Regions from separate parts of the Homo sapiens genome. Here region 2 is linked to region 1. A link is an interaction called in ENCODE POLR2A ChIA-PET data of the cell type or tissue named here. Cell type or tissue: OCI-LY7. All regions are shown on one strand. Each heading gives the region's core, and the rest is flanking DNA. Links, peaks and the distances in the headings are about the cores only.

What was found. ChIA-PET counts read pairs that join two places held together with the same protein. Peaks named below come from ENCODE experiments on the same cell type or tissue, not always from the same donor. Only the 100,000 strongest peaks of a DNase experiment are listed, where the experiment ranks them.
Region 2: POLR2A ChIA-PET joins it to region 1 with 9 read pairs; 3 of 35 experiments call an interaction of 5 or more read pairs at or near these places.

What each region holds. Positions count from the first base shown.
Region 1 is chr16:25,131,816-25,134,315 of GRCh38, reverse strand. It overlaps LCMT1 (leucine carboxyl methyltransferase 1), which reads right to left. Exons shown (of 11, transcript NM_016309.3): 3 at 1,793-1,914. Among named protein-coding and RNA genes, the nearest start is that of LCMT1-AS2, 16 kb to the left of the region's middle. In OCI-LY7, for the core only: no CTCF peak of the experiment used is centred there; no DNase peak of the experiment used is centred there.
Region 2 is chr16:25,006,564-25,013,681 of GRCh38, reverse strand. All of the region lies in intron 1 of ARHGAP17 (Rho GTPase activating protein 17), which reads left to right. Among named protein-coding and RNA genes, the nearest start is that of ARHGAP17, 5.2 kb to the left of the region's middle. RefSeq lists an enhancer at 3,415-3,514. In OCI-LY7, for the core only: no CTCF peak of the experiment used is centred there; a DNase peak (open chromatin) is centred at 3,658.

The DNA.
Region 1 (2,500 bases), core at 1-2,500:
AATGCAGAGGCAAAGAAATACCCACACTCTGTTGAAGTCACTGATTTCTCACTTCAATAAGAGAAGGGTTGAGAGCTCTGATGACCAAAGACCTTCATATCAGGTGAACTGATTAGGGGACAAAACAGATAAGTGGGTCTTGGTCAACATCCGCAAAAAATCTGGAGAAATGCACGTTCCCATTACTGTCACATGACGGACCTGACAGAAGAACCAAGCAAAATCTGTACAAACCTACAAAAAAAAAATGCAATTAGTGAGGACTTTTTTTTTTTTTTTTTTTAAGAGACGAAGTCTCACTCGTCGCCCAGGCTGGAGTGCGGTGGCATGATCTCGACTCACTGCAACCACAATCTCCTGGGTTCAAGCAATTCTCCTGCCTCAGCCTCCCATGTAGCTAGGATTACGGGTGCCCACCACCACACCCAGCTAATTTCTGTTTTTAACAGAGACAGGGTTTCACCATGTTGGCCAGGCTGGTCTCTAACTCCTGACCTCAAGTGATCTGCCCACCTCAGCCTCCCAAAGTGCTGGGATTACAAGTGTGAGCCACCATGCCCGGCCAATTAGTGAGGACTTTGTAGGGAAACGGTTTGGCTATTAAAATCTAAGCCCAGGAGGCCAGGCACGGTGGCTCACGCCTGTAATCCCAGCACTTTGGGAGGCCGAGGTAGGCAGATCACAAGGTCAGAAGATTGTGAGCAGCCTGGCCAACACGGTGAAACCCCGTCTCTACTAAAAATACAAAAATTAGCCAGACATGGTGGTGTGCACCTGTAGTCCAAGCTATTCAGGAGGCTAAGGCAGGAGAATCGCTTGAACCCGGGAGGTGGAGGCTGCAGTGAGCCAAGATTGTGGCATTGTACTCCAGCCTGGGCAACAGAGGAGCAAGACTGTCTCAAAAAAAAAAAAAAAAAAAAAAAAAAAAAACCTAAGCCCAGGAGCCAAAGACCACACTCCAGTTTTCTTTCCCTCTGAGAATGTAATTAGACCTGCATTCATACTCTAACAGAGCAGTTAAGAGACCAAATCAGAAAAAGATTACAAAATGGCTTTGCAACATATTATCATCACCCAGCCATATGAATCTCCAAATTTTACCCAAGAAGCCATTATCCTGACAAAATCTTAGTTACTGTCAAAATTACAAATATAGGCTGGGCGCAGTGGCTAATGCCTATAATCCCAGCACTTTGAGAGGCTGAGGCAGGAGGATCGCTTGAGGCCAGGAGTTCAGGACCAGCCTGGGCAACATAGTGAGACCGCTGTCTCTACACAAAAACTTAAAAAATTAGCCAGATGTGGTGGCGCATGCCTGTGGTCCCAGCTACTTGGGAGACTGATGTGGGAGAATTGCTTAAGCCCAGCAGTTCGAGGCTGTAATGAGCCATGATTGTGCCATTGCGTTCCAGCCTGGGTGACAGGGCAAGACTCTGGCTCAAAAAAAAAAAAAAAAAGTTACAAATGCATGCATGAGCTCTCCATTCCAGCAATTCTACTGGTAGAATTTCTCCTCCTGACATATTTCTACTCATACTGAGGGAAATATAAGGATTTTTATTATAGCTCCATTTGTAACAACAATTAGAGACAACCTAAAATATCTGTCACCAGGGCCCTGGTGAGATAAAACAGGACTGAGAGTCGTAGGGGCATCTAGGCAGATGGGACAGGGGTGGGAGACAGGCTTTCGCTGCATAACTTTTAATATATGTTTACATTTCGAATTAGGTGAAAATCTAACGAAAAAAATCTAAACACTTGGGGAGGGAGGAGGGGAATTTGAACATACCTTTAATCTCCAGAAGGTGGTATCCATGCCTGCCCCAAGGTTGACAATTTGACAATGACATTCTGTCTTCCGTAGAAATGCCTTTATAAGCTGACTGACACCATGGACTCGAGCAAAATATCCTAGGGGGGAGGGGAGGCACAGAAACAAGCTATCACCCAGTGATGACAGAAATTATCCCTGTGAAGCCCACCCCAGGAGAAGAGCAAAACAGAGAGCATGCGCCCTTCTGCAGTGTCAGAGGTTAATCTGCAGACTCTATGGGAGAAACAGCAACTTTCAAATTTTTTTTTTTTGGTTAAAGGCATCTGAACCAAGGTAAGTATAATCTATTTCATGAAGCAATTAACTACCTTTGAAAAAATGAGCTATAGTTTTATGTATGAAAAATAAGTGTTTTACATTGAAACGTCTAAAGTCCATCTTGGAAATGTGCCTTTCATGGCTATAATGAAAGCCACTCTGGACTCGGGTAAACCTGAAAATTGTGAGATCATATGAAAAATAATAGTATGGGTCAGGAAACTGAGCAGATGAATGTTAACACAAAGGAAGCTATATTTGTTATCCTGTTCCCTTCACCTCCACCCTGAATGGGTTAGTCTCTATGTAAAATGGGGGTCGCAGAGAAGACCAGCAAATTGCTGCCTAATAAAATGGCTTGCTACTAAAAACACAAAAATTAGCCAGGCATGGTGGTGCACAACT
Region 2 (7,118 bases), core at 2,323-4,822, 120 kb after region 1:
GGTCTCTTTGACTCCTGGGTCATCTTAGAGGCTTCTCCCTTCACACTTTTTTTTTTTTTTGAGACAGGGTCTCCCTTTGTCACCCAAGCTGGGGTGCAGTGGTGCGATCTTGTCTCATTGCAGCCTTGACTTCCCTGGGCTCAAGCGACCCTCTCGCCTCAGCCACCTATGTGGTTGGAACTACAGGTGGGCACCACCACATCCGCTAATTTTTGTATTTTTTGTAGAGTGGGGATTTGCCATGTTGCCTAGGGTGGTCTCGAACTCCTGGCCTCAACTGATCTGCCTGCCTTGGCCTCCCAAAGTTCTGGGACTACAAGCGTGAGCCACCTTGCCTGGCACCTTCACATTTTAAAATTCCGGCCATGCTTGCCTACCTTCAGTTTCCACAGGAGGTCTTGCTTTCTTACCTGCTAGCATCTACTTGGAACTCCTGGAAGCCTCTCCCACCACACCTTTTCTCCAGGCACCTCTTGCTCATTCTTCAGCCTTCTGGGAAAGGTCCCTCTGCCTCTGAAAGGCCTTCTATGATGCTACAGCATAGATTGGATGCCTCTCCTGGGCGTTCTTGTAATCCTGTGTAGCACTTGCTTTTCTGTGCTGTGACTGCCTCTTGTGTGTGTTCTCCATCAGATAAATACCTTGAGAGTCCTTGCTGTGTCTCCTTTGATTCCCAGGGTCTGCTGTGGTTCCTACCCCATGGCCAGGGTGCAGTAGACATTGTTAATTCTGGTATTTGAGTTCTTACTAGATCGCCTTGGTGGTGTGGGCCCGAGTATGGGAAAACATGAAGTGGATAGAGTAGATGGTGATTCATGCTGGAGCTGTAATTCTGGGCCTGACCTTTGACTGTCTTTAAAAATCTTTATTGCTAGATGCCAGTGGAAGCTGAAGCTATTACAGAACTATTAAGGGTGTGGCAATTATGCACCCAAAGTCAGAACATCTGTTTTTAACTGGGAAACCTGTTGCTTCCTTGCTGTTGATTTCCTAGATGTGTGTGTGTATGTGTTTTCTGCTTAAGTAATCAGAAAGGACTAAGGAAGATAAACGGAGGCTGGAGAGTGCCTAGAATTGTTACTGCTTGGAAGTAGGTGGTTGGTTGGCCCCAGAATCAGGATTCTGGGTGTTTTTAGGTCAAGATGAAGGCTACAAAGCAAAGGGTTTTTTTGTTTTCGCCCCTGCGATCTAGGTGGAGAAGGAAGTTATATATGTGAATGTCATGCCCATCGTGTTTTGGTTTATCAATTTGTGGAATTCTAGGTGGTGTCTTGCAGTGAGATATTCTCCTCAGAAGGGAGACCTTTGAGTACTTTCACTGTAAGGTTCCAGGGGAGGGACTTGTAGAGAATTAGTAATGCCTGGAAGGAATGAGTTCGCATGATGCAGTTTGTTTACGATGGGTGGGTAAGTCTATTTGAGAAGACGGCCTGAAACTCACAGGGGCAAGGCTTATGAGGTGGTCTCATGGTGTGAGTGTCCCAAAGAAGAGAAGTAGGATGGTTCTTTTAGTCCACCTGCCTTTTGTTGATTCATGCATTCAACAGACACTTGTTGAGCCTACACTGTGTCCTGTTATCCAGGGTATTAAAGAATCAAAGGTGAATACGGGCATGGTTTCTGCCCTGAGGGAGCTCAGGAGATACGTGGAAGAGGTAGGCAGGCAAAAAATAATTATATACATGAGATAAGTGCTTAAGAGGGATGGCTAATGCACAGAGCAAAACCCAGCTGTCATTGGATTGAGGGAGGTAACAAAAGCTTCCCAGAGGAGAAAATCTGAGCACCTTTCTCTGCCTTCATTTTCAAGCCCTTATTTCAAATATCTCTTGTATTGATTAGGTCTCTTTTGGTTGTAAGAAAACCCAGTTCATAGCAAAGACGGGAATTGATTGGCTCATAAGTGACCAAAAGAGCCTCTAATAAGTAGTGTGGCTGCAGATTTGGCTTCTTCTGGGGGTTCCACTCTTTTTTTTTTTTTTTGAGACGGAGTCTGGCTCTGTCACCCAGGTTGGAGTGTAGTGGCGCGGCTCACTGCAGCCTCCACCTCCTAGGTTCAAGCAATTCTCCCGTCTCAGCCTCCCAAGTAGCTGGGACTACAGGCCTGTACCACCATGCCCGACTGATTTTTGTATTTTCAGTAGAGATGTGGTTTTGCCATGTTGGCCAGGCTGGTCTCAAACTCCTGCCCTCAGATGATCTGCCCACCTTGGCCTCCCAAAGTGCTGGGATTACAGGCATGAGCCACTGCGCCTGGCCTCGGTTCCACTCTTTAGGTAGGCACTGTGTCCACTGGGAGACTTCCACATCTTCCAAGTCTCAGAGGGAAAGAATACTCATCTCGCAGTCACTGTGGCCCGAGTCCCAGGATTGGCTCTGAATGCTTCTGGGTCACATGCCTTTCCCCAGAAATGGACTGGAGTCAGCGCACCCAAACCATATGGACTGAGAGTGGATGGTAATGGGTGGTAATCAGGCAAGAAATAAAGGTCATGGTGTGTCTTTTGTAGCCCTGCTAAAAAGAGAGATGTTTTGTTTCTTGAAAACCCTTAGATGCAGATCATCACCAATGGTGTTTTTGGGGAGATGATGTCTTGAGTAGAGGAAGGAGTACACTGGGATGAAGACCTTGAAGTTACAGAAGTATCAAGGAGAAAAAAAATTTGAGAGACAACTAGGAGAGCATAGTACTGAGGCTCTGATAGGGAGTGTCTCCTTGGGTGTTGATTTCTTCCCTGACTGAAGTTTCCCTTGGAGGTCTGAATGCTTTCACAGATAGTTGTTTTTTGAGAACCCAAGGTTGTAAACCCAAATGCCTAGAGGGCGAGGCCAGTAAAATGAATCAGTGCTTTGGGCCATGTGAAGGCCTCAGGGGACCTGGAGGACTGTGTCCCACCAAAGGGGCTGCTGTGGTAATGTAGGCCCAGTGTGGACCACCTGTGGAGTTTTCCTGAAATCTGCATTTTAACTAGCTGGCGTTTAATCCAAATTAAACTACGGGGACACTATATGCAGCTGAACAAAATATTTCTGTGGATCACCCAACTGCTTGTCTAGAAGGACTCAGAAATTGACAGTCCCTCTTTTTCATTTATTCCCCTGTACCTTACCCTGATGTTTTCAGTTCTTTGGATTTGTTGAAAAACAGCTCATCCTTTCTTTACTAAAATCTTGAAAAGGTCTGATAGTAACAGTCTATAACATTTCTATGGTGGTTTAGTTTACAAAGTGCTGTACTAAACCACCTGGCTTGGATTTCGTCTCCTGACAATGATAACTTCTCTCTGACAAAGATGGAAACCTGGCTGGGTGGGGTGGGGTGGCTCACGCCTGTAATCCTGACACTTTGAGAGCCCGAGGTAGGAGGATCACTTGAACCCAGGAATTTCAGACCAGCCTGAGCAACATGGTGAAACCCGGTCTTTACAAAAAATACAGAAAACTAGCCAGGAGTGGTGGTGTTTGCCTGTCTCAGCTGCTTGGGAGGCTGAGGTGGGAGGATCAACTGAGCCTGGAAAGTCGAGGCTGCAGTGAGCTGAGATCATGCCACTGCACTCCAGTCTGGGTGACAGAGCAAGACCCTGTCTCAAAAAAAAAAAGAAAAAAAAGAGGAAGAAACCTGACTTTCTAAGTTTGCACAGTTACTGAGTAGTGGCTGAGGCATGGCTTGGGTCCAGGGCCTCTTCCTGTGGTTCCCAAGTGCTTTTGAGTACAGGAACTGGGCTGCCTCTTCACCAGGGAAGGATTAGTGTTTATTAATGTTTATTAAACATCTTCTGTGCTTATGAAGCTGCTGGGCTTGGTGCTTTGCATACTTTTATTTCATTGCATTCTCATAGCCACCCTCTGAGGTGATGTTACTTATTTCTGATTTAATGATGAGGAAGCCAGAGATCAAAGAGGTCATCAAGCTCGCAAGAGACAGAGCCGTGGACCCAAACCCAGGTTTCTGATTCTGCAGCAGCTATAAATTCTGATCACAGAGATCTAATGACCTCTAGGAGTCTTCCACTCCTAGGAGGTATGTAGAATGGACCACTCACTAGGTAGTTGGATCCACTACCAGCAATGTGAATTCTCACACTGAGTCAAAATGTGTCTCTACCTACTGATCCCAGAACAGTCCCCTGCTGCCGAATTGAATGAATCTCATCTCTCTTCCCTGAGTCAGCCCTGCCTGTATTTGATGATCACAAACCTTATCCTTACGTTGCCAGCAGTAACATTCTGCATCCCTCACCCACTCCACTGTGTCCTTTTCCTCCCACTGATCTTCACTCTACCTTTCCTTCCCCCCACCCTTTTTTTTTTTTTTTTGACGGAGTCTCGCTCTGCCGCCCAGACTGGAGTGCAGTGGTACAATCTCGACTCACTGCAACCTCCACCTCCTGGGTTCAAGCGATTCTCCTTCCTCAGCCTCCCGAGTAGCTGGGCTTACAGGCATGAGCCACCAAGCCTGGCTAATTTTTGTATTTTTTAGTAGAGATGGAGTTTTGCCATGTTGGCCAGGCTGGTCTTGAACCCCTGACCTCAGGTGATCCACCCACCTTGGCCTCCCAAAGTGCTGGGGTTACAGGCGTGAGCCACCACGCCTGCCCACTCTGCCTTTTCTAGGGGAACTCTGAACAGTATTTCTGAGAAGGGATAGGTAATGTGTGCTTTGCTTCAATCTGAGTGGATTCCATCAACCTCTCCATAGAGCAGGGTGGAAAGAGGTCCTCTTGTCGTTGCAGCAGCTTCTCAATCTCATCTTTTATGGCCTTATTATGTAGTTTACATGTTAAGAAATCCAGAAGTATTTATAGTTGAGTGAAAATCCATTCTTTACTGGGGGGAAGAAATGAACTCTAAAACCATAAAAATGATGAACCAGTAGAAAATTTTCATCTGTAAATTTGAACCATAAAAGGATATGTTCATTTAGCATCATTTTTATATGTGTAAGCGGCATGTTACGCTATTATGGAATTGCCTTTGTAGCAGAGTGGACGAGGCAAAACCTTCCAAGTTTGATTATGGCCTAGGGCGCTGCAGTCAGTACGTGCACCGTGCATTTTTGTCAGACCACAGGATGTTTCACCTTTATCATTCTATTTCAGTTTCTCAAGTGTAGGTAGATGCTGTAGTAACTAGTGAAGTACAAATCCATGTAAAAATGTTAAACTCTCATCTGTTCGCTGTGTTTGTATTTTCTTAAAGGTAGGGATTAAAAGTGTAATAGGCCCACAGTCCCTTATCTGGAATCATTGGGCCAGATAAGTTTTAGAATTCAGAATTTTTCAGATTTTTCTAAAAGTAATAATATGCATATATTGTTGTTATGTAATACTTCCAGTGGGGTCTGGGACAAAATCCCATAATCAAACATTAGTATAGCAAAATATATATACATATATTCCCACTGAATGGATATGCATGAAGATTATGCATAGTTTAATATCAGTTCAGGTCAACTTTTATTGCCAAATAAGTTACAAAAAAAGATTTGTTTTTTAGAACTTTTTGGATTACAAAATGGTGATAGGGATTGTGGACTTGTCTTACTTTTAGTTATATACCTATTGAGAGTCTGTTAAATTTTTTTACTGTAAATAATATTTCCCATATTCCCAAAGGTTGGAAACCACAATCACATAAGCAGGGGTCACAAACCGAAGTGCCAGGTTGGGTAAAATAAATAAGTGAAATGGGAGGCGGGTATAGGACAGTAGGGAATGTGGGGACTGCAGTGAACTGGTGAATACATGTTCATTCAAAGGGGAGAGCTGCTCTTCAGTTCTAGCCACTTGTTGCCATGGTGAACGTGGGAGTAGTGAAGCTACATCTTCCATTTTTGATGATACTCCAGAATGCTGATTTTCATGTGAAGTTTCTTGATATTTAAATGTTGGCAACTAAAAAGAAAAAAACCCACTGTTGGCCAAAGAAAACATCTGAAAGCATTATCTGGCTGTGGGCTGCCTGCTTTCATTTGTAGTTTAGAGACTAATGCTTGTGGTATGAAAAGTTGTCAGTGAGCCGGGTGCAGTGGCCCATGCTTGTAATCTCAGCATTTTGGGAGGCTGAGGTGGGAGGATCACTTGAGACCAGGAGTTTGAGACCAGCCTGAGCAACATAGCAAGATCCTGTCTCTACACACGCAAAAAGTTTAGCCAGGCATGGTAGCATGTGCATGTAGTCCCCAGCTACTTGGGAGGCTCAGGTGGGAGGATCGCTTGAGCCTGGGAGGTCGAGGCTGCAGTGAACTGTGATCCTGCCACCGTGCTCCAGCCTGGGTGATGGAGTGAGACCCTGTCTCTAAATAAGTAATTTGTCAGTGGCATTCGTAATGAACTACTTTCTTGAGATATGGATGGGTGCATTTGCTTTATTGTTATTCATTATGCTTTACATACACACTATATGTTCTTTGCACATAAAATATTTCATAATAAAAATCTAAAGAAGTTGATAAGCACTTTATTTTAGCATTGCCTTATTTTCTAGCCATTAGGAAATTTTCATCTGTAAATTTGAAACTTTAAACTTATTTATCTTGGAAAAGGGACTGAAAGCCCCACTTCAAAAATAGGAGCCCTCTTTTTAAAAAGTAGGAGTTAAAAGAGGTTAGATTGTAATGTTCATTCCTTTCCAGGGCCATAGTGATCTGAAGTAACATTGGGTATTCACTGTTATATTGCGACAGAGAAATGTCCTCGATCTCCTTTCTTCTCAGACCGTTCCCCTGGGTGATCTCAGCCCCATAACTATCACCTCATGGTGACAGTTTTATGCCTCCAGCCCTGGGGTCTCTTTATCCCTAGAATGATGCTATCATCTCTCTCTTGAAAAATCTCTGCTGACATGGCCTGATAAAATTGAACCCATGAACTTCTTCCTCAAATTGGCTTCATTTCCCTCTATCTTCTAGTCTGTGAGTCACGAGACTTTGGCCTGCAGGGTAAATCCAGCCCACCGCTTGCTTTGTGAAAAAGTTTACTGGAACACAGCCACTCACTACAGTGGCAGGGTTGAATAGTTGCAACAGTGACCCATATGGCCTGCAACGCCTATGGTATTTATCCTCTGGCACTTCATAAGAAGCATGTGACCCCTGCCCTAGGGCATTAAATGCCCTC